3 separate regions of the Mus musculus genome follow, and all the other regions are linked to region 1. Evidence: chromatin loops called from intact Hi-C (ENCODE). Cell type or tissue: gastrocnemius. All regions are shown on one strand.

What was found. Hi-C counts contacts between places; a loop is a spot of excess contacts. Peaks named below come from ENCODE experiments on the same cell type or tissue, not always from the same donor. Only the 100,000 strongest peaks of a DNase experiment are listed, where the experiment ranks them.
Region 2: it touches region 1 in a loop (6-fold over the local background); 25 of 42 quality-filtered maps call a loop at or near these places.
Region 3: a loop joins it to region 1, with 19 times the contacts of the local background. A loop is called at or near these places in 6 of 42 quality-filtered maps.

Annotation. Positions count from the first base shown.
Region 1 is chr3:98,223,023-98,231,022 of GRCm38, reverse strand. It overlaps Reg4 (regenerating islet-derived family, member 4), which reads right to left. Exons shown (of 6, transcript NM_026328.2): 2 at 6,183-6,366; 3 at 1,145-1,239. The coding sequence starts at 6,249. Among named protein-coding and RNA genes, the nearest start is that of Reg4, 4.9 kb to the right of the region's middle. In gastrocnemius, CTCF peaks have their summits at 3,587 (motif pointing left) and 6,593 (motif pointing right); DNase peaks (open chromatin) are centred at 3,596, 6,146, 6,600 and 7,080; H3K27ac peaks cover 637 bases.
Region 2 is chr3:98,309,686-98,317,685 of GRCm38, reverse strand. Hmgcs2 (3-hydroxy-3-methylglutaryl-Coenzyme A synthase 2) reads right to left here. Exons shown (of 10, transcript NM_008256.4): 10 at 6,948-8,000. Phgdh (3-phosphoglycerate dehydrogenase) reads left to right here. Exons shown (of 12, transcript NM_016966.3): 9 at 1,148-1,280; 10 at 2,491-2,621; 11 at 3,281-3,518; 12 at 4,229-4,515. The coding sequence ends at 4,383. Among named protein-coding and RNA genes, the nearest start is that of Phgdh, 26 kb to the left of the region's middle. In gastrocnemius, a CTCF peak has its summit at 4,570 (motif pointing right); DNase peaks (open chromatin) are centred at 2,304, 3,824, 4,248 and 4,583.
Region 3 is chr3:98,440,210-98,448,209 of GRCm38, reverse strand. It overlaps Gm4450 (predicted gene 4450), which reads left to right. Exons shown (of 4, transcript NM_001370870.1): 4 at 1,339-2,150. The coding sequence ends at 2,150. Among named protein-coding and RNA genes, the nearest start is that of Gm4450, 13 kb to the left of the region's middle. In gastrocnemius, CTCF peaks have their summits at 4,591 (motif pointing right) and 5,765; no DNase peak of the experiment used is centred here.

The DNA of each region.
Region 1 (8,000 bases):
TTCTGTCACTATAGAAGACAGAAGGCCTTACTGTTGGCTCTCAGAAGAAAAGGCAGCTCTCCTGAGATTTAGGGCCAAAGGGTCTCAATGACCTTCACAAGTCACTTCATCTCTCTGAAGCACAATTTCCTCATAATTACAGACTCTGGTGTCTATCCATCTGCCTCTCATCTTCTTGCTCTTTCCTCTTGCTCTCTCTGTTCCCTGCCCCCAGTTATTCAGGACCCCACTCAATAAAACATTTTGTTCCTTGGATTATCTCTGCTACTTCTCTTGACTTATTCAAAAGGAGATCATTTTTGCTTACACTGCAATCACATTTCCTGCTTTGATGTCACACCATGCATCCTCTCACACTTCTATTGTTTGTTGAGGGAAAGCATCCCTATGTAGCCAAGGCTGGCCTCAAACGACTCATGACCACCCTGCCTCAGCTCCCAAGAGCTAGGATTGTAGGCATGCTCCAGTAGGCCCTGTCCTCTCACCGTTCTGGAGGTCAGAGAACACAGCTGGATAACTCATTAGCTGTCACCTGGTGGGTCTTTGTTTTGGGACACAGATAGGAATCTTGAGGCCACTATGGGCCTGGATCATGTCACATTGTATCTATATGTATCAATCAGTCACAAGCTAGACAGACAACAATATCAATCCTTCACTTACTTGGACTGAATATTTGGATATATCTTAGCATAGCTAGAAAGAATAAAATTCAGGCGTGTGTGGGTTGGGTCAGGCGAGGCCACCTTTTTTTTTTTCTATTTCTTTGCATTTCACCTGGCACCCTGGAGACCTGTTTCAGGTGTTTGCACATCACTCTGGCAAGCCTCACAGGGGAATTTGGGTCTTCTTTGCACAAGAACCCCGTCTCTTCCTGTTCCTTTGATCTGCTTATTTATAGCTCTCTGGAAGTCATGGCTACTCGCTCCTCACTCTGTGTCCACGCAGCCTATTGAAGGTCTGAACGCAGTACCTACATGACCAATGATCACAAAACTGAAGAGGCTGGGCGGATCCCTCTTCTCTTCAACCATGAGGCTTCTCCTGAATGCCCAGGGAGAACTCTTAAATTTAAGTTAAATATGATCTGGGGCTCTAGCTGGCCCTTTTCTTTAAAAGAAACCAACAGCCCAAAACTTCTTACCTCAGCATGAGACCAGTTTCTTAGCTTCCGGAAGTACCCATAGCAGTGGGACCTATAGTAAAACCATCCTGGGGCACAGCTGGGTCTCAAGATATCTGTACAGAAACAAAAGGTAGTTACAGATTATGATGCCAAAAAAAAAAAAAAAAAAACCTGTCAGTGCCACGATGAGACAGTTTTTAGATCAAGAATACCTTGAATAAAGGGAAGAGTCTCTTTTGGAAGGACCCTGCTGAGCTGTTGAAAATGTGTGCTGTGTAGACTTAAGGATCTAGGTAAGCTGATGAAAGAATGCCTGCCTTGCATGCATAAAGTCCTGGGTTTGACTCCTAACACTGTTCATGTCTGTGATCCTAACAGAATACTAAGTAGAAGAATCAGAAATTGAAAGCCATCCTTGGCTACATCGTGAGTTTGAGGACAGCCTGGGCTACATGAGATTCTGTCTCAAAACATACACACACACAGGGTAGAAGCAGAGACAGAGAGACAGAGACAGATAGAGACAGAGACAGAGACAGAGACAGAGAGAGAGAGAGAGAGAGAGAGAGAGAGAGAGAGAGAGATCATACAAAACAAAACCAAAAACTTTATTATTACTCTTCTCCCAGCCCTCCTCAAAGGATCTTTCCCAGGGTGGGTATTTCCTGGGAAAGGGGCATCAAGCTTTCTGAGACTACTGAACACTCTAAATCAATAGGAATTTTAAGGAGCTCAAATATTGCTGTGGTCCAGCTGTCAAAGAAGGAGTTAAGGAGGTCTTATAGCCATTGGAGTTTTGTCTCTGTGTGCTCTGAGGGCTCAACGCTCATCGACTGCTACCATTTCACTAGATCAGGATGTGTAACTACAGTGAACACACTCAAACAATTGGTAGAATGACACAGTCAGGCTTTGTCGAGTAGAGACATAAACTGGGAGTTGGGGGCATTATTAGGAGAAAGAGCCATTTTGGAAGGGGGTGGGACAAACGGCAACTTAGCAGAATGTGACGATGGGTGGGCTGTGCATCAATAGAGAGAAGAGAGGACTTTTTAGAGAAAAGGAATGGGCTGGGCAGAGGCATGGGGACCAGAATGTGTGCAGAAACAGCAAGCCCCTAAGTTTGAGTATAGGGGATCTGTAAGACAAGCATGGCCAAAGGAACGAGAAAGGCTTTGTGGCAAAGGAGACTGTGACTCAGGAAGGCTCCAGTTTCTTACTGGAAATTGATAAAGAAGAGACGAGGAGAAGTGAAGAGGGGCTGATGGCCAAGGGGCAACCAGGCTAGCAATCCGAGCCCTGTGACAATGTGGCTGCACACCTACACTCTAGACCACTGCAAAGGTCTTCCACGGTGATGTGGGCAGACTAGAGCTGTTTAAGTGTGTTGACCTTTTCCCAGTCAGATGACTGCGTGGCACTCTTTGTTCTGTTTCATTTGCTCCCTGTAAATCTCCAGGGCTTTCACACTGATTTCAGACAGGTTCCCTGCTCCTTAGTGTTCTTCCTTCCTTCCTTCCTTCCTTTCTTTCTTTCTTTCTTTCTTTCTTTCTTCCTTTCTTCCTTTCTTTCTATCTATCTACCTCTCCCCTTTTCCCCTCTCCCTTCTCTCTTCTCCCTTCTCTCTCTTTCTTCCTCCCTCCCTGTCAACTCCCCCCTCCATCTCTCTCTTTCCCCCCTCCCTTTTCTTTCCTTTGAAACAAAGTCTCATGCAGCCCAGACTGGCCTTGAACTCACAAAGTAGCTGAGGATGACTTTGAACCTCTGACTCTCCTGCCTGTGGCTCCTTGTGCTGAGAGTATAGGCATTGCCATCATTTGATTTTACAAAACAGTGGAGGGTCAAAGCCAGGTTTTCATGCAAGCTAGGCACACCTTCTACCAACTGAGCCTTGCTGCCAGCTCCTTAGCACTGAAGTGCTTTCTTGGCTCCATCTTCTTGCCCTCTCTAGCTACAATCTCCCAGGCACCAGTGCCAGCTGATCTGGAGCACGAGGCTCTTACAGATTTAGCTCTATTGTGTGTGTGAGCAGATCTGTGAGTGAAGGATAATCACTGAGCTAACAAATGGGAAGGAACGCGTATTGGTCATCTTTTTCTCACAGCTGTGACCAGATACCTGACAAATGCAGCTGGAGGAGAAAGGGGTTTATTTGGTTTGTAGCTTGGCGGGATTCGATCCTTCAAAGCAGGAAGGGCAACGCTGCAGGAGCAAGAGGTAGCGGTGGCGGTCATGTTGTATCCGGTCAGCAGCCACAGTCAGATAGATATTGACATTCAACTTATTTTTTTCTTTTTTATTCAACCCAAGACCTCAGCCCATGGCGTATTTTCAATTCGCCTATCTCTTTTGTTTTTCTCCGTGCCTTTGTGCGCTCCTCCTCGATTCTTTCCTCCCCTCTGCTTTTCTCCATCGTTCTTTCTCACCTTAGCCTTGCATTGTTGCAGCTACCGACATGCGCCCCCTGGTGGGAACACTTAGAAATGCTTCCAACTGAGGCCATGCGCCGTTGTGCCTCGGGTTTACCCAGCATTCCTTGGTACCAGGTCCTTCTCTGGGCAGTTTATACTCTAGAACCCACCCTCACCCCCATTATATAGTTCCTGATATTGCCACCACGTCCCAGATGAGGAAACGAGGCAGAAAGAAGTTGTTGCGCCTCACACTCCCACAGCAAATAAGAAAAAGAGAAGCTATGGTCTAGACAGTGTGGCTCTGAGTTGGGACTCTAGCCGGCTTAGTCATGCTCAAGCTATGTTTAAAAAACAAAAACCTGCAAGCCACTCATATTTATTCGGGCTGTCCTACTTAATAGCCAGACTGTCTCAGACAGATGGGAATGGGCACTCGTGGTACGGACAAGAAAACCTGTTAAGGCCACGAGACAGGAGTGGAGTGGGACTTCTGAGGAGCCGCTGCGTTCTCAGCAGCCTAGAGTCTTTTCACATCTCTGCCACAGGTGCCAAGTCTCCTCATTGCTGCACATGGGGTGACAAGAGACAGGTCCTCGCACCAGGCTCTCTATCTTTAGTGGTCTTTCTAATCTCCTAACCTTCGTACAACTCTGACTTCTTGTCTGCACAGTGAACTGATGTACACTTTCCCCACAGGGTTGCCTGGAGAGCTGGTGGGATAATGCATACCTAATGCAAACACAGTGGTTAGCACGCCGCCTAGCACAAAATAATTGCTAAATAAATGACAGCTGGTTAGAACTATAGCTTTCTTGTGTGATACTGGGGACTGGTCTGGTGCATGGTGGGAAAGTCCTGCCACAGAGCTGTAGATCTACAGGCTAGCCCTAGGCTTCTTTTCTTTTCCTTTTCCTTTCCTTTTCTTTTCTTTTCTCTTCTTTTCTCTTTTAAACCTGAAGCAGAGCCTGTTTAAGCTTCCAAGACTGGCCTTGAACTCTGTGTCGCCCAGGCAGGTCAGGGCTCTGAGGTCATGCTGCACTGTTCTCCTGAGTAGCCAAAATTCCAGACATGCAGAACCAGACTCAGCTAGAATTGTAGCTGTGAGAAACCAGCACCATTGTTATGATAACAAGGTGGAGTATTTCTGAAAAATATTAGCCAGTGCAGTTTTCATTGTGTCTAAATGTCTCTCTGTTTCTCTTCATTGAGCCCCACAGGCCAGGGCAAGGAGCCATTGCTCAGACAACAGAGCTATGATGTTGGCCATCAGCCTCCGTTGAAAGAAAAAAAATCAGTTTCTAAGCTCTCCACATCTACTTTAAATGCAAGATTAGACTTTTTTTTTCCACAAGCTTTTGTGCAAATATATATATATGGGATCTGTCCTAAGCACAGTTCTCATGAATGCAGCAATAAACAAAAAGGTTTTCTACAGCTGGGAGGAAGATCTGTCTGGAAAAGAGCCATGGAAGGACCCGTGCTATATGTTTTGGCTCTAGTCTCCTCCTGGGGAGAGACCCAAGGAGATTAGTGAAGTCCTGGGAAGAGGTTGGGAAGTCTTATCTCATTCTCCAGAAGATAGCCAGGGTCAGTGTCAAGCTCTTAAAGGAAGCCAGAGGTCAGGGCAGCCCCCAAGGAGCATACAGACACGGCTGTAAGGCAGCAGGGACTGGGGACAGTTTCCAGTGTTCTCTGCATTCTTGCAGGGTGCAGGGGCAGTGGCTGAATTCCCTGGGTCCTGAGAAATCAGACACAGAGAGCTGGTAGCTGAGACAAGTGTGGAGTCAGGGGCAGAGTATCATACAAGGCCACGTGGAGGGTAGGCCACGGCAAAAACACAGCCTTCAACCGATGCCCCAAAAGCTCCACCTCTCCCCACACTTCCTTGCATTCATTCATCCCCTTGGCAAAGTCCATTCGAGAACTTCTAGGCCTCAGCAGATCTTTTTAGTGGCCTCTTCCCTCGACAGAACTAATGCTCAAACAAGCAACTCTTGTTTCTCAGAGGTCCTGCCTCCTCCAACTCCCAGTGAGGTTGTGGGGTACTGTGGGAGATGACCAAGCTAGGAGCTGGGCATCAGTGTGACTTTTGTCATTCTCAGATTCAACGGAGCATTTATATCAGAGGACCCCACATTGCATCTCTTTCCATCCCGGATAGTCCGTGGTGGTTCTCCTCAACACACTCAAACCTTCTTCATCCTCCTTTCTCTGCTGCAGATTCCACAGTGTCCCTGGCACGCTCCCTGTCCTTGTGCTATGAGTGTACAATAGTCATCTCTCTAACTAGCTTTGCAGGTCCCTGGTAAACAGGACTTTGTAATATGCTCAAACACGAGAACAGTGCATAAATGGTTGGACATTGTGATTATAGCTATGAGCTACAGACAGCCTGAGGCCTGTTGGCTTCTTGAAACAGGCTCTCTATCGCTCACAACAAACTCAAAATCTTTATTCTGCAACCCTTGACTTAAGGGTGGCTTCCAACCGTCTCAGACTGGCTCTTCTCTGACGGCCACCTGATTTTGCATTCTCATCTTGATATGCTTTCCTGGAATGCCTGGGCAGGTGAGTGGATGGCATACTATGTGCACTGTGTACTTACTACCTGTGGCTGCCTTCCAATAACTGACTGAACTTACCGCTCAGGACTTCGGGGCCAGCTACCCAGCTCAGCAGTAAGAGTAGCCGCACGCCTTTGGAAGCCATCTTCCTCTTTCGATGGAGATGATACTTCAATGCTTTGATTTCAAGGCCCTCAGAGCCCGTTCCAGTTTTTTTCTTTTCTTTTCTTCTCTTTTTTCTGGATTCTCCTAGACCTGCAATCTGGAGCAGTGAGAAAGATGCTGGGATTTAGCTACCACGTCAAAATACTGTCAGGTAGATTAGCATTTTACAATGAAGATAATCTCAAGTTTAATGTAGGGATTGCAGACATTGTGGAATTTTATTTTTCCCTGCAAGCCCTCTGGACCAATGCCAGAGTCCTAAGGACAGGGGCAGAAGTGTTGAGCAGTTCCTGAACTACCCAGAGTTCCCGAGTTGTCTCCAGGACAGTCAGCAGAGGGCGACCTGGGCACGTTTTCTCACAGGGGATACTAGGCCTCCTCAAGTCCAGTAAATGAAAGAAAGGGATTCCAACACTGGGATTTTTTTTTTTTTTTTTTAATGTTGAAGGTAAACAGATGGCTCCAATACAGTTACAGATAAGAAAGCATTGGGTTTAGAGGGACTGGGAGTCATTAGCTCATGTCACCAGCTCTGACTCTTAAACCTTGGTTACATCACTTAAAACAAAGAAAAGGAAAAAAAAAAAGAATCTTTGCTGGTCTCCTCTTTCATTATCAAAAAACTTATAAGTCATTAAAACATCAACACAGACCAGGAGATAAGAAGTGATTCATCTCCCAGAGACAAGCAGTTTGGGCAAGAGCCTGCAGAGCCTAGAGTCACCCTGCCTGGTACCAAGCCGGCTACAAAGAACGTTCTTGCAGCCAGGCTCTTTGCCTGCTTTCTCTTCTGTTTGGTGTGAACCCACGTGTTCTGCTGCGTTTGCAGAGGAAGGCCGCTGTCTCCTGGCAGGCTTGCCTGCTCACTCCTTCGTGGGAACTCAAGACTGCTGCCCTCCTACTCCATGATGCTAAAGTTTGTCAGAAAGTGCTTTTTACTCAGTTTGGTATTTAAAAAGACATTTTTGCCCCTATTTAAAAGCTACCAACAAAATGGAGCATAAGTGATATAATTTTTATCTACTTGTAAATTATATAAATAAAAATGATACACTTTTTAACATTTCGTTTGTGATTTATCAGTTCATAGCTTCGTACATTTTTCTACATGTTGGATTTTTTCTTTTTGATGATTTGTGAGACTGCTTTTTGTATATTTATACCTCCTAGTGAAGTTACTAACAGTGTATCTCAGTTCATATTTTCTCTCATTTATGATTTTTTTTCCACTCTGAAGGGGGACAAACAACAGCTGTAGGGGTTCAACATGACACCCAAAAGCTCCACTTCTGTTTGCTTCCTCGAAGTAGTCCCTGCCCCTTTGCCAAGTGCTGAGCTCTGGGCCTCGCTGGATCTCTTCACAGAAGTCATGTTCAGGTTTTTAAAATGCCTTTGTCCTATGCATGCTCTCCTTTATAATCTTTGGAATTTCTATGAGAAACATTAACCACCACTGTGGTATTAGGTTAGTGTAGTCACCCACACACCCTTCCATTCTTAATTATGCTTTCCTACAATTCTAAGCAATAGTTGTTTTCAAAAAACAAAACAAACAAAAAATCTCCAAAAAACAAAACTATGATAAATGAAGAATTCATTGAGTTCTTATTTAACAATGCTTTATGATAAAAGAATAATAATAAAATATCAAATAATTGATGGCTTAGGAGGGCCGATGTAACTAAAATGGAGACTTCTGGAAACTCTAATCTGCAGCCCTGTGAGCACTTT
Region 2 (8,000 bases), 87 kb before region 1:
TGATAACTGAAAGCAAGAATAGAAGCATTGTTTTTTTTTCTCATCTCATAGCCACTTATTTGATTTTCTTCATCAAACCCGAGTTCTTGTACGTTTGCCAGTGGGGCGGGGGTTTGGCTTGTGTTTAGAGATGGGGTTTTACTCTGAATCTACAGCTGGCCCGGGACACAGAGAGAACCTCCTCCCTTGGCCTTCTTACTGCTAGAGATCATACGCAGGAGCCACCAAACCCAGATTTAAAGCCCAGGTTCCTAGTTAAACTCCTTCTTGGATGGATTCTTTCTAAGGAGCCGCAAAGAAATTGTTAACACCTGGCTGGAAGCCAGAGCATCTGTAACCACAAAAAGGAGTAGGAATTTTACCTCAGAACAAAGAAGCTCTGTTATTAGAGGTCCCTGGGAGTGGGTGGGGGGAGGTGTGTGCCTTGAGACTCTATACTTGGGATGTCCAGGGATGTTCTACTTGTCCCTAGATGCTCAATTTCCCAGCATGCCTCAGCATCTTGGCACTGGTGAATGTTTGAAGCATAATACAGTATAATCAGACCTGCCTGAATGTGTTTATAAGTCATGGCAACTGAGCATAGTGTTCAGCGACAAATGTGAGCAGTCACTTAAAATAATCAAAATAGATAATAAAATGAGCCCGATGTAGATGTGGTGGCTCACTCCTGTAATCCTAGCACTCAGGAGTTAGGTAAGGCTGGAGTTTCACCAGGCTAGACTATGAAGTGAGATCCTGTCTCAAAACGGAAACCGGCAAATTCGATCACCATCCCCGAGATGCACCATTCCGCCCCCCCACCATCAGTGACTTCCATGTTTTACTGTGCTGTCCCCTCTCTGTCACACAAGAAGCCAACCTCTCACAGAGAGAGCCAGTACCAATGCTGCTCAATGAAGGTAGCCAGGCTTCTTACCCCTGTTCTGGCCATGTAGCGTGGTTGAAACTTTCTGTGTCCTCTTAGGGCTATTTAGTACTTCTCACCTACAGGGACAAGTCCCTGTTCCCTGCTTGATGGTTGGTGGTCATCATCATCCACAACCTTAGTTGCCTATCCATGCCAAGCTGACCCTTGGCCACACAACACTGGTTCAGCTGTTCATTCGAGCAAGTGTGCCCTGATTTAATCCTCATCTCTCTGCAGGTGAACGCCCAGGCCCTCACCAGTGCCTTCTCTCCACACACCAAGCCTTGGATTGGTCTGGCAGAAGCAATGGGCACGCTGATGCACGCCTGGGCTGGCTCCCCTAAAGGGACCATCCAGGTGGTTACACAAGGTGAGCAGAGGTCTGGTCAGGTCCACAGCAGGAGCTAGGGGCACTGCCTAGGGACAGGGAAGTGGGGATGTGGACTTATCTCTGCTGGGTATGCCCAATGCTCATGGCAGATCTAGTGGCAGATTCAGGGGACTTGGATCCTGCTCTGGGTGTAACTCACCCACTATGGAGGTGGACAAAGGAAGTGTGTAAGTGGGATACAAATTCCCTGGGAAAACTTATTTAATTGTCACAGATAACAGTTATGCAATGTTTTTAGGATATGCATGTTTTCCATGCAAGAGAGACCAGGGAGTTTCTCTTTTCTTTCTTTTTTTAAAAAAAGATTTATTTATTTATTTATTTATTTATTTATTTATTTATTATATGTAAATACACTCCAGACGAGGGTGTCAGATCTTGCTAGGGATGGTTGTAAACCATCATGTGGTTGCTGGGATTTGAACTCAGGACCTCTGGAAGAGCAGTCAGTGCTCCTAACCACTGAACCCTGTCACCAGCCCAACCAGATAGTTTCATGTTAAAAGACATTGGGATCTGTAGAGAGATTTTAAATTATGCAACAAAATTGTTTGGGTCTGATTATGAACCTGTAGTTGCATGCAACTCTGCTTTCTTCTTGGTAGTGGGTCCACCATTCTGCAGATGGAGTCCGGTGGTCCCTTCTTCCTGTACAAGGCTGTCTTACCCTGTCACCTATTTGGCACCTGACTCTTGGGGAGAAAATGTGAAGTTGGGCAGGACAGTTAAATCCCAAACACTGGAATTACCAGGGACAGGCACAGCCAGGGGTACCATGTCCACTGGCCTGAGTACCCAGACCCTGAAGAAGCATGCCAGGGGGCTGAGGGCATGCAGTTACTTCAGTGTTTGCAAGGGTCTCGAGTTCCAGCCACTGGTGGCATCACAAGTTTTCAAGTATCTTCTGGGAAGACAGGCAGGCCATGGAGGCCTGCCATGAGTTGGACTGCATTTTGGAGGGGAGTGCCTCCAATTGGTTAAAGCTTCTTAGGTTTCTGGCCTTGGAACCAGATCTGTCCCAGCTGGCTTTCAGCACTTGGAAGCAGTCGCAGTGCCCAGTGCAGGGTGCAGTTGGGGTTCCCAGGCCAACAAGGGCCTTGTAGCTGAGGGTTAAGTGCCTGTGGCTCCCTTCCCCCTCCTGTGGTACCCAGTAAACAATGATCTTCAGGGCAACCTTCTGTGTCCCCAGGAACATCTCTGAAGAATGCTGGGACCTGCCTGAGCCCTGCAGTCATTGTCGGCCTTCTGAGAGAAGCATCTAAGCAGGCAGACGTGAACTTGGTGAACGCTAAGCTACTGGTGAAAGAGGCTGGCCTCAATGTGCGCCCCGTCGTTACTCTGAGCACTGCTCTGCCATCCCTTTTTTTTTTTTTTTTTTTTTTAAATTTGTTTCTTTGAGACATTCTCACAGAACCCAGGTTGTCCTTGAACTCCTGATCCTCCTGCTATTAACTCCCCAGTGCCAGGATTATAGGCACATGCCCCTGAGCCTCGCTTCACCCCTCATCTTAGAAGCCTGTTCACAGTTTCACTTGGGCTTGCTTCTTGCCATTCACCCTGTCTACTGATGAGAGCTAGTCTTAATTACTTCATCTGTAAAGGGAAAAAGCATATGTCTGAGCATTTCGAAGTGAGCTCATACTCACAAAAATACTGTATGTATAGTGCAAAAATGCTCTGAAGCAGGCAGGGGTGGGGGGGTCCTTCCTCCCTTTATGGGGCATATTGACTGTCCCAATAAGCTAATGTCTGGGGGCATAATGCTCATGCCATTTGTCCCTAGCCCCAAATCACCGAACTAGTGAGCCAGGACTGAACTGGTGGGCCAGGCTAGATCTCTCTCTCTCTTTCTCTCTCTCTCTCTCTCTCTCTCTCTCTCTCACACACACACACACACACACACACAGAGAGAGAGAGAGAGAGAAAGAGAGAGAGATACACATGGGTAATTAGGCTGTGTCTCTGTCTTCTCTCTACAGGTCACCACCTCCCACAACCCTGGGGTTCCAGGGGAGCAGGGTAGCGGGGAATGCCTCCTGACTGTGGCCCTGGCAGGTGCTCCCTACCAAGCCGTGGGCTTGGTCCAGGGCACCACACCAATGCTGCAGATGCTCAACGGAGCTGTCTTCAGACCAGAGGTGCCACTACGCAGGGGCCAACCCCTGCTCGTATTCCGGGCTCAGCCCTCCGACCCTGGGATGCTGCCCACTATGATTGGTGAGAAGGCTTTTTGTCAGGGAGGCTGGCCAGGCTTCTGAAGTAGAGATGGGGGGGGGGGGGGGGAATCCCTAGAATTGGGCCCTGGCCCTGGAGAGATGCTTCCTCTGGGCCTTTTTCTGCCTCAGGCATGTCTATATGTCCCTCACAGAGGGTTCCTGAACTGTTTCTACAGCGGGGAAGTGGCTTATCTGAGATCACAGCGGTATGGGCAGAGTGCCTGCTACTATCCCCGGCCATGGCACAAGTTTGCCATGTACACACACAGTCTGTGTCCCAGGAGTCCTTTATGGACTGCCTTTCTATAGATCCTAGTGGCCAGCTTAGCCACAGCAAAGTGTGTCAGAGTACCTCTTCTGTGGTGTGGCCCCAGTCTCCCCTGAGACCTGGGCTGCCGAAGGTTCTGGGTCTTGGCAGAGGGTGTGTCCCCAGACTTTGGGAGGTAGGGGGAGTCATCTTATCCCACTTGTCAGCTGCCCAGAGGGAGGTTCTCTGCTTCTCCTGCTGTCCTCCCTCCACCTCACCTGATGCTCAGGCAGTGCTGAGAGAGTCCCGTAGCAGAAGAAATTCACCTGTCCTGCCATTTAAGCTCCCTCCCCCTCCTTCCCTCTCCATCCCCCATGCATCGTTGGCCATGGAAGCCTGCTCTGGGCCCTGCCCTCTCACCCCTTCCCTCAACCTAACCAGGGCTTTCCTTTCCTTCCTCCCAGGCCTCCTGGCAGAGGCGGGTGTACAGCTGCTGTCCTACCAAACCTCCATGGTGTCTGACGGAGAGCCCTGGCACGTCATGGGCCTGTCCTCCCTGCTGCCCAGCCTGGAAACATGGAAGCAGCATGTATTGGAGGCTTTCCAGTTCTGCTTCTGACCCTGGGGTTCAGCACTCTCAGCCCCACAGGCTCTTCTGAAGAAACCCGCTCAACTGTGACCTATAGGGAGAGGGGATCGCAGAACCAGGGCATCTGCCTGAACTAATACCTAGTAAAGAATTCTTAACTCCACATGGTGTCTGTGTGATCATTATCCAGAAAGGCCAGCAGAGGGCGCCCACAGGCCGCCTCTCTAGGTTTTGGCAGCTGACCAGCAGGGTATATAGAGGAAGGTTAGGGTCTTCTGGATGTGGCTAAACACACAGGTCATATGCTGCAGCGGTGTAGAGATTCCGGGTCTGGGGAGGAGGAAGTAGTTTGAAGGTCATGTGGGAGAGTATGGGGGCATTTCTTTGCAGTAGTGGCCCTTGGCCAATCACAACCTCCCACAAACTGAAAAGGCAGAATTCACGACCACCACCCCCTCCCCCATTGGAAGATCTCAAACCTGAGGTATCACTCATTCTAAGGAATGCCCTCCAGTTAGCTGCACTTGATCTAGAGCTAGTTTTATAACTGAATAATGACTTGCTTTTGAAGAATTCAAAGTGGCTACCTCCTGCACCTGCTGAGGTCCAGCCTCAGCATGAGGAGAGTCCTGAGAAAGCTGGGAATGGGGACGGTGCTGATTCAATAATGACTCCGAGTCAGTATTAGATGCAAGCTGCTGGTTCAGGTACTCTCTCTGTTCCCTGACGATTCTCAGTACTCTTTATTCTTCAACTTCAGCTTAATTGTAATACCCAGAGAGAGACTGAAGACAGCCTTTTATTTACTAAGGCTACATCCTCAAGGCTTTGGTCACTGTTAATAATTATCAAGAATTCTTAGATTTACATCAACTCTGAGTCTGGATCAATAGTCCCAGCCCCCATTTCCTTAGAGCAGAACTGAGCACAAAGCAAGCACACATTTCCTTATAGGTTTACACAGCCTGTTCTTCACAGGTAGCTGGGCAGAGCTCTTCCAAGTTTCATTACAGCAGACAGTAGTCTTTAGTAACTGCTTCCATGTAAGAATAGAAAAGTGACAAACTACTAAAATTAAAATGATTCCTTACAAAGTTTTGAATTTATGTAAGTAGAAAAATTAAACAGTGCTCTCTAATATCCTTCCAGGCATTGTCATCTCCAATTCTTCAATCAGCTAGAAAAACAACACTAACTTTTTATATGCTTCCACATCATCTCTTAATTCTCTAATCTTCATTTCCTTTTATAAAAAGATTTATGACACCAGAAGAGGGCATCGGACCCCATTACAAATGGTTGTGAGCCACTATGTGGTTTCTGGGAATTGAACTCAGGACCTCTGGAAGAGCGGTCAGTGCTCTTAACCACTGAGCCATCTCTCCAGGCCCCTAGTCTCCATTTCCTTATCCTAGCAATTCCATAGCCTCATGTACTCTCCTTCTAACACTATTTATTCCTAAATTATGTATAAATTCCTACTTTTTCTATCCATACCCTTTTTTTCCTGATTTCACTCTAACTCTCTATCCTTGAAGTCTCCAAGTTCATCCTGGCTAATCAATGCAGCAGTCATTGAACTGGAGAGTACGTGTTCTTCTTCATGATTCCAAATTCAAGGCCAAGTCTGGCAATGAACCACTTCTACAAAGGACCATATAGGCTTTTATGGCCTCTGTGGTTATATTGTCTAGATCCTTTCCCATGGCCCTAAAGGCCAAGTGGAGGGCCTGTTCCTCGCCCTCCATAACCTCATGACCATCTCCATTCCTCATTACTGAGTACTGCATCTATTTCATTTACTATGCCATGATTAGCTCTGAGTAATGGGGGGAAGTCTATTCTTCAGAGAGAAAGACTGAAAGTGAGTAGTAAAGACAGAAGATCAACTTTGGGCAACAGCAACCATCAGCACATGTTGGAGGGCATGGGATTAATGGCCTGGTGATGCTCCAGGGTCAGGAATTGTGTCACACCTTCCCTTACACAGCTATGCCAGACCCAGCACCAGCAGTCTTGTGGGCATGGCTAAAGACTATAAAGATTCTCCTAGGGGATCTTCTAGGGAAGAAGTCATTTGAGCAGAGGATGTTGGTGTCTGGGGAATCACTTTGGGTTGACTTTATGAAGTGAAGAAAGGTGTTTGCCCCCAATCAGTGCCATTTCTGATATTCTACCTTGTGACATCCAATCCCTGAAACTTGTAGAGTGGAGTTTCACTCTCAAGTATATCGGCAGTGAGTCGGGGTAAATGTTGGAATGGCATTATAGAACTGGCCTTAAATGCTAACTCCTGGACAGTCAGTTTGAATGAAGAGTATCCCAGAGTAGCCAAAGGAAAACCTCCTCAGGCCTTATATAAAGGCTGATGAGGAAAAGAGCAAGAGACGTGTGTGTGTGTGTGTGTGTGTGTGTGTGTGTGTGTGTCTGTGTGTGTCTGTGTGTGTCTGTGTGTGTGTGTGTGTGTGTGTGTGTGTGTGTGTGTGATGGCGTGAGGGTGGTTAGGTACTGACAGCCAGTGTGTTCTGCTTATGAGTTGAGGTTTGTCCTTCAGCTGCTGTGTGGTGACAACAATCATTCACTCAGCCAGCACCTTGACACAATTTTGAAATGCATTTTATTGAGGGATAGAACACATTCATGCCAAAGTGCACAGGTGGCTTCTTGGGGACAGGTGGCTGAACTTGATTTCTTATAGTAGAAACAGTGACCCCAAGTTTGGTAACAAGAGGACACTTTCAGGAATGGGTTATCTCTTTACCATGGGGGTCCCAGGGATGGAACTCAGGTTGTCAAGGTTAGTAGCAGGTGCCTTAACTCCCTGGGCCATCTTCCCAGTTCCACAGTGTTACTTTGAGATCATCCCCTAGTTGAATCCATGTGACTTCTGGTAGAGGAATACCAGGGCCCAACAATGGGACACAGAAAGGGGGGGCTGTCAAGACCCTGCAGAGAGCTCTTCGTGGGTTCTGTGTCCCTGTCTTGAACCAGGGGGACACTGGCTTCTCTTTCGTGTAGACAGACATGGCTGCAGTGACCTAAGAAGGGAGCACGGTCCTGCAAGAAGTTCTGGAAAGATCGAGGGTCTCATGTGCATGGAGGGGCTGAGGAGGGGCTAGGGCTGGATTAGCTGCTCAGCCTGGGCCTCGCCCGGCTTTACTGCTGGTGGTGGGACATGGCCGTCACCGCATTTCATGTGTGTGTTTGAGGCTCCTCGGCCAGCTGGCTTCCCTCAAGGTTCAACAGAACCTCTGTCCAGAGCTTTTTCTAAAAGACAATGGAAGACTAGAACCCCTTGTCCTTCCTATCCCTCCCCTGCCCTCTTTTCTCCCCTTTGCTTGTGCCCAATGCTCACATTCCTAAAACATTGCTGTTTTATGAGGACTCTGTGTTCTCTTTACCCAAAGAAGAGAGGATTCTACTTCTGCGTCATCCTTTTGAGTTTGTTTCTGTTGTTGTTGTTGCTTTTCAAGACTGTTTCTCTTTATAGCCTTGGATGTCCTGGAACTTGCTCTGTAGACCAAGTTCACATGTATCAGCCTTGAACTCAGCCCTGCCTCGGCTTCCCAAGTGCTGAGATTTCAGTTCTGCATGATCATGCCTGGCCAACCTTATGGATTTTGCTTTGCCTTTAGTCTCGGTAACTA
Region 3 (8,000 bases), 220 kb before region 1:
CATAAATTCATTCTTTTTAATAGCTGAGTAGTACTCCATTGTGTAAATGTACCACATTTTCTGTATCCATTCCTCTGTTGAGGGGCATCTGGGTTCTTTCCAGCTTCTGGCTATTATAAATAAGGCTGCTATGAACATAGTGGAGTATGTGTCCTTCTTACCGGTTGGGACATCTTCTGGATATATGCCCAGGAGAGGTATTGCTGGATCCTCAGGTAGTACTATGTCTAATTTTCTGAGGAACCGCCAGACTGATTTCCAGAGTGGTTGTACAAGCTTGCAATCCCACCAACAATGGAGGAGCGCTCCTCTTTCTCCACATCCTTGCCAACATCTGCTGTCACCTGAATATTTCATCTTACCCATTCTGACTGGTGTGAGGTGGAATCTCAGGGTTGTTTTGATTTGCATTTCCCTGATGATTAAAGATGTTAAACATTTTTTCAGGTGCTTCTCTGCCATTCGGTATTCCTCGGGTGAGAATTCTTTGTTCAGTTGACGTCAGTTTTTAAAACACATAAGGGAACACCTTTCCAGAAGAAAAATCTAGAGACATATTTTCCAAGGTAAAAAGACAGCTTAGATTTTGTCAGCTTGACACACAGTAGTCACCTGGAAAGAAGGAACTTCTACTGAGGAATTGCTCCATCTGATTGTCTTCTGTGGGTTATTTTCTTGGTTAGTGATGGATATGAGAGGGCTGGAATAGATATGACACTGCCCACTTGGTTGTGTCAAGGCTGAGCAAGAGGTCCTGGGTTATATTATGTAAACAACTTAAACGATCATGGGATGCAAGGGAATAGCATTGGGACTTCTGCCTTTGTTCCTACAGTGACTTTTCTCAGTGATGAACTGTAATTTTGACATATGAGCCCTACAAACCCTTCCCTCCTCCAAGTTTCTTTGTTCGTGGTGTTAAGCAGAGCAATAGAAACTAAATTGAGACAGTGCCTCAGTGGTAGGGGCCTTGCCTAACATGTGAAAGAGCCGAGGTTAGTTCTGTAGTATTAACAAAAAAAAGTTCAAAAAAGAAAAAAAAACACATGGACAGAGAGAGAGAGGGAGAGAGAGAGAGAGCTTTATAAATTAAAAAAAAAAAAACACCTCAATTTGTAAATCTGGAAATCCCTCATTTCCAGAATCTACATGTCACCTCCATTAATTTCAGAGTGAATATTTCCTATAGAATAGTAGGTTTGTGTCACTATCAGGTGGTAATACATTTAGCCTCTATTGGCCATTTCACGGAATTTGGGATGGAGACCAGTCTGACCCCATTGCCACGGTGACCTTTGGCTTATTTCTTAGCAATGATTGTGGGCTTCCTATGGACAGGTACTCAGCTCCTACTGGATGCTTGTGTGGAAGCCAACGTGCCAACATTCATCTACAGCAGCTCAGTGCTTGTGGCTGGACCAAATTCCTACAAGGAGATCATCCTGAATGCCCATGAGGAGGAGCATCATGAAAGCACATGGTCTAACCCATACCCATACAGCAAAAAGATGGCTGAGAAGGCAGTGCTGGCAGCCAATGGGAGCATCCTGAAAAATGGTGGCACTTTGCATACTTGTGCCTTAAGACTCTCTTTCATCTATGGGGAAGAATGCCAAGTCACTTCAACCACTGTGAAAACAGCACTGAAGAACAACAGCATAATTAAGAAAGATGCCACATTCTCCATTGCCAACCCAGTGTATGTGGGCAATGCAGCCTGGGCTCACATTCTGGCTGCCAGGAGCCTACAGGACCCTAAGAAGTCCCCAAGCATCCAAGGACAGTTCTATTACATTACAGATGACACCCCTCACCAAAGCTATGATGACTTAAAATGCACCCTGAGCAAGGAGTGGGGCCTCCGCCTTGATACCAGCTGGAGTCTTCCTCTGCCCCTGCTCTACTGGCTTGCCTTCCTCCTGGAAACTGTGAGCTTCCTGCTACGTCCAGTCTACAACTATAGACCACCATTTAACCGCCTCTTGATCACAGTGCTAAATAGTGTATTCACCTTCTCCTACAAGAAGGCTCAGCGAGATCTGGGCTATGAGCCACTTGTCAGCTGGGAGGAAGCCAAGCAGAAAACCTCAGAGTGGATCGGAACACTAGTGATGCAGCACAGGGAGATTGGAAACAAAAAGTCACAGTGATATGAAGAGGGAGAGGACATGGCCCTGGGTGTTATTAGGTCCTCCAGAAAGGGACTTAGAAACAATCCAACTCTTAACAATTCCATTTTACACTCTGTCCAACTTGTCTTTGGGTCACCAGAAGCCTTGCAAGTCACTGGCCCAGTTGCAACCCTTCAGCTCTAAGCACTTGTCCAGCAATGCACAAGATGTGCCTCAGCTGCTGTGACCCAAGGATGGGTGGCTGATAGTGAGTTGCCTGGAACCTCTTGTAGGTTAGAATTTCATCAGGGCTTCCACATCTCCTTTCCATGTGCCAACGCATTTCGTGTCTGAGAAAATTCCCATACCTTTATGAAGCTCAAAGAAAAGAACAATAAAATCTTTTAATGCTTAATGTGGAAAAGGTGTGTGTTTGGTCACTCCAGTGGCCACCTTTCTTTTCTATATCCAGTGAAGTCCATAGTCAGTGCTGGTGAACCTGACTCCTGCTTAGTTGAGCGCAAGCCTGGGCCAACCATCTAATCTAGAGTGCTTCAGTTCAGCATTGCCAGATCACAGACCGAATCTTGCTCCTGGTCTTAGGAAATTAAAACTCGCCTCCCTCTGAGTGGTTGAGCTCACACTGGTTGGGGAGGTGGGTAGTGTATACCACAACTATAGAGCATAGTCTATCCCTCTAGGGCAAGTCTCCTTTCCCTCCTTTTTAGCAAAGAGACTCTCTAGAACCAGAAGAAGCCTTGAGAAGTACCCAGGAGGTCATGAACACGATAACAAATGGCCCTGGGCTGAAGAGATGATCTGAGAGTCTCCTTCTAATGAACACCCACACACAGACTAAATGTATCTCCTACTGAGCCATGGTGTGAAAATCTACTATCCCCAGCTCTAAATGCAACTGCCTCCCCCTCTTGTTTCATCCATTTCCCATCTTCTCTCTCTCTTTTTCCTTCTATTGATTTAGCCTCTTTCACGGTTTCTCTCTCTCTCTCTCTCTCTCTCTCTCTCTCTCTCTCTCTCTCTCTCTCTCTCTCTCTCTCTTTCTCTCTCATTGCTCCCAGTGTCTCTGGCCAGAGGAAGCCAGTCAAGACAGGTTTCAGGTCTTACATGATAATGGAGTTAGTAACTGACCTCAACTCCCACAGATGAAAGAAGCCCTACCTGCTCAACCAGACAGCCCCAAACTAAACAAGGTGTGGGGGGCTCCGGGTAGGGGGAACAAAACTGCCTGTCTCTTGTAATACCTGGGATTGCAGATTAGAGCCTCAGTTTCTACCCTTCCCATTTCTAATGTCTGCCTGTCTGTCTGCCTGTCCATACACAATTAAGCCATCATTTATCTGTCTGCTTACATTTATATGGGTGTTTTGACACATATATGTCTGTGCACTTAGTGGATACATGTCTGGTTCCCTTAGAGGGCAGAAGAGAGTTTCAGGTTCCATGGGACTGGTTAACAGACAGTTAAGTCACCTGCCTGTCATATGATATCACAGAGAGAAGTAAAATCTCACCCAGCATCAAAATTTCTTTCTTACCTCATATTTGAGGAGTAATGTTTATAGATTGGAACTGAGTTCCCATACTACAGTCAGGAGGCAAAACCATGCTGAAGTTCTATACAGCAAACCAAACCAAGAGTCCTGATCACTACAATAGACAGAGTTGGGAGAGAGAGAGAGAGAGAGAGAGAGAGAGAGAGAGAGAGAGAGAGAGAGAGAGAGAGAGAGAGAGAGCAGCACCATTTCACACAGGCTAGTAACAGAGTAGGAAGACCACTTTGTTTCTCATTAACACAGAGACAATCTGTCTTTCCTTGCCCCTGTCATATCAAGAAACTTTTAATTCAGGTAACTGGACAATGTTCTATGGTATAAAAGGAGAAGTTGCCTGTTTCTGGAAATGAAAGTAAATTTCAGGGCAGATCTCTAAACCACAGTTTGTTATACATTTGTGTTTTGACTCCTGCATCCCTAAATTCTTTGTGTTGGAGGACAGTCAGTGAGGATGTAGCTGCAGCATGCACTCTGTAAAGGGAAGGGGAAATCCTCAGGAATCCCTGCAAGGGCTCAAGTGGAGCTCACCACTGGACATCCAGGCTGTGGGCAGCTGACGGCTGCAGCACATACAACCCAGGCACCTTGCAGAGAGTGAGCATCCATCTGCCCTGGGGAAACTGAACACCTTCCCCAGGCCTGTTCTGTTAGATCAGAAGAAAATGGGACTGGTGGGGAATGAATGGATCTTCCATCTTGATGTTTAGCCTACTTGAAATCCCTTCTTGATCCACTGAGCCAGTTTCCAGAGGAAAGCAGCCTCCCAAGCTCTAGCAAGGGTGAGTGGAACGAAAGGAGAGTGAACTGGTTTGTGTATCTGGCTCGATAAGGCCTTAGAATGCTTTGGATAACAAAGATCTCCTTCCTTAATCAACCTGGACAGAGTGCTTGGTGGCAGTTAGGGTGACAACACACAAGAGTTCCTACAGGCAAATCATCACAAGGGGGCAGTAAAGGACCAGAAAGAATGGCAGCAGCCCAGTTCAAAGTAAGCCTCTTTTCCTTTCCCCTGCATTCTGTGGTCTTGGAGTAAGGGAACTGTTCACACACGGGTCTAAGTGTGATGTACTTATGGATGAAGGTAAGGGAACTGAACAGAAGGTGTCTGGGAAAGCTCAGATGACAGAAGGAACTTGAGAAGGAGAGCCAGGGGACTCCATGCAGGGATGGCAGCCTGAGTCTGATGCAGAGAGGGTCAGTGTGCAGGAGGGTAAGGAGGAGGGCCAGGGAAATAAAAGAGCCTGGATACCACTTCAGCTGGGTTTGCTGAGGGACATTAGGTGTGTCAGGTGCAAGACAGAGCTGGGCCCTTGATAAAGTTGGCATCTGAGAACCTGGGAGATCCAATGACAGGTGTGTTTAAAAGGCCATCTTCTGGAAAGTGGCAGGATACCAAAGGCTTGATCTTTGATGTTCAATTCCAGGAGTGTGAGCTTTAGGTAGTAGAGTGAGTGTAGCTCAAGGAAGAGGGTGAGTGAGTGAGTGAGTGAGTGAGTGAGTGAGTGAGTACTGCTGTTCACGTGGGTGTAAAATCCTTAACAAGATGTGGGATGTTACAGTGATATATCTGTCTCCCCTTGACATGAGTCCTAAGTTTATACTTCATCAAAATCAGAACTTTCAGAAAGCTTGGTACCAGCTTTGATTTTAAAGAAATGTGATCTGATGAAAAAAATATATCCAGGCAGTGGTGGCACATGCCTTTAATCCCAGCACTTGAAAGACAAAGACAGACAGAACTCTTTTTTTAAAAAATATTTTTATTAGGTATTTTCCTCATTTACATTTTCAATGCTATCCCAAAAGTCCCCCATACCTTCCCCCCCAATCCCCTACCCACCCACTCCCACTTTTTGGCCCTGGCGTTCCCCTGTACTGGGGCATATAAAGTTTGCATGTCCAATGGGCCTCTCTTTCCAGTGATGGCCAACTAGGCCATCTTTTGATACATATGCAGCTAGAGTCAAGAGCTCCAGGGTACTGGTTAGTTTTTATTGTTGTTCCACCTATAGGGTTGCAGATCCCTTTAGCTCCTTGGGTACTTTCTCTAGCTCCTCCATTGGGGGCGCTGTGATCCATCCAATAGCTGACTGTGACCATCCACTTCTGTGTTTGCTAGGCCCAAGCATTGTCTCACAAGAGACAGCTATATCTGGGTCCTTTCAGCAAAATCTTGCTAGTGTATGCAATGGTGTCAGCGTTTGGAAGTTGATTATGGGATGGATCCCCGGATATGGCAGTTTCTAGATGGTCCATCTTTCATCACAGCTCCAAACTTTGTCTCTATAACTCCTTCCATGGGTGTTTTGTTCCCAATTCTAATAAGGGACAAAGTGTCCACACTTTGGTCATTGTTCTTCTTGAGTTTCATGCGTTTAGCAAATTGTATCTTATATGTTGGGTATCCTAAGTTTTTGGGCTAATATCCACTTATCAGTGAGTACATATTGTGTGAGTTCCTTTGTGAATGGGTTACCTCACTCAGGATGATGCCCTCCAGGTCCATCCATTTGCCTAGGAAATACATAAATTCATTCCTTTTAATAGCTGAGTAGTACTCCATTGTGTAAATGTACCACATTTTCTGTATCCATTCCTCTGTTGAGGGGCATCTGGGTTCTTTCCAGCTTCTGGCTATTATAAATAAGACTGCTATGAACATAGTGGAGCATGTGTCCTTCTTACCGGTTGGGACATCTTCTGGATATATGCCCAGGAGAGGTATTTCGGGATCCTCCAGTAGTACTATGTCCAATTTTCTGAGGAACCGCCAGACTGATTTCCAGAGTGGTTGTACAAGCTTACAATCCCACCAACAATGGAAGAATGTTCCTCTTTCTCCACATCCTCGCCAGCATCTGCTGTCATCTGAATTTTTAATCTTATCCATTCTGACTGGTGTGAGGTGGATTCTCAGGGTTGTTTTGATTTGCATTTCCTTGATGATTAAGGATGTTGAACATTTTTTTCAGGTGCTTCTCTGCCATTCGGTATTCCTCAGGTGAGAATTCTTTGTTGACCTCTGAGACCCATTTTGTAATGGGATTATTTGATTTTCTGGAGCCCACATTCCTGAGTTTTTTTATATATTTTGGATATTAGCCCCCTATCTTATTTAGGATAGGTAAAGATCCTTTCCCAATCTGTTGGTGGTCTTTTTGTCTTATTGACAGTGTCTTTTACCTTGCAGAAGCTTTGCAACTTTATGAGGTCCCATTTATCGATTCTCAATCTTACAGTACAAGCCATTGCTGTTCTATTCAGGAATTTTTTCCCCTGTACCCATATCTTCGAGGCTTTTCCCTACTTTCTCCTCTATAAGTTTCAGTATCTCTGGTTTTATGTGGAGTTCCTTAATCCACTTAGATTTGACCTTAATACAAGGAGATAGGAATGGATCAATTCGCATTCTTCTACATGATAACCGCCAGTTGTGCCAGCACCAATTGTTGAAAATGCTGTCTTTCTTCCACTGGATGGTTTTAGCTCCCTTGTCAAAGATCAAGTGACTATAGGTGTATGGGTTCATCTCTGGGTCTTCAATTCTGTTCCATTGGTCTACTTGTCTGTAGCTATACCAGTACCATGAAGTTTTTATCACAATTGCTCTGTAGTATAGCTTTAGGTCAGGCATGGTGATTCCACCAGAGGTTCTTTTATCCTTGAGAAGAGTATTTGCTATTCTAGGTTTTTTGTTATTCCAGATGAATCTGCCGATTGTCCTTTCTAATTCGTTGAAGAATTGAGTTAGAATTTTGATGGGGATTGCATTGAATCTGTAGATTGCTTTTGGCAAGATAGCCATTTTTACAATGTTGATCCTGCCAATCCATGAGCATGGGAGATCTTTCCATCTTCTGAGATCTTTAATTTCTTTCTTCAGACACTTGAAGTTCTTATCATACAGATCTTTCACTTCTTTAGTTAGAGTCATGCCAAGGTATTTTATATTATTTGTGACTATTGTGAAGGGTGTTATGTTTTCCTAATTTTTTTCTCAGCCTGTTTATCCTTTGTGTACAGAAAGTCCATTGACTTGTTTGAGTTAATTTTATATCCAGCTACTTCACCGAAGCTGTTTGTCAGGCTTAGGAGTTCTCTGGTGGAATTTTTAGGGTCACTTATATAAACTATCATATCATCTGCAAAAAGTGATATTTTGTCTCCTTCCTTTCCAATTTGTATCCCCTTGATCTCCTTTTGTTGTCTAATTGCTCTGGCTAAGACTTCAAGTATAATGTTGAATAGGTAGGGAGAGAGTGGACAGCCTTGTGTAGTCCCTGATTTTAGTGGGATTGCTTCCAGCTTCTCACCA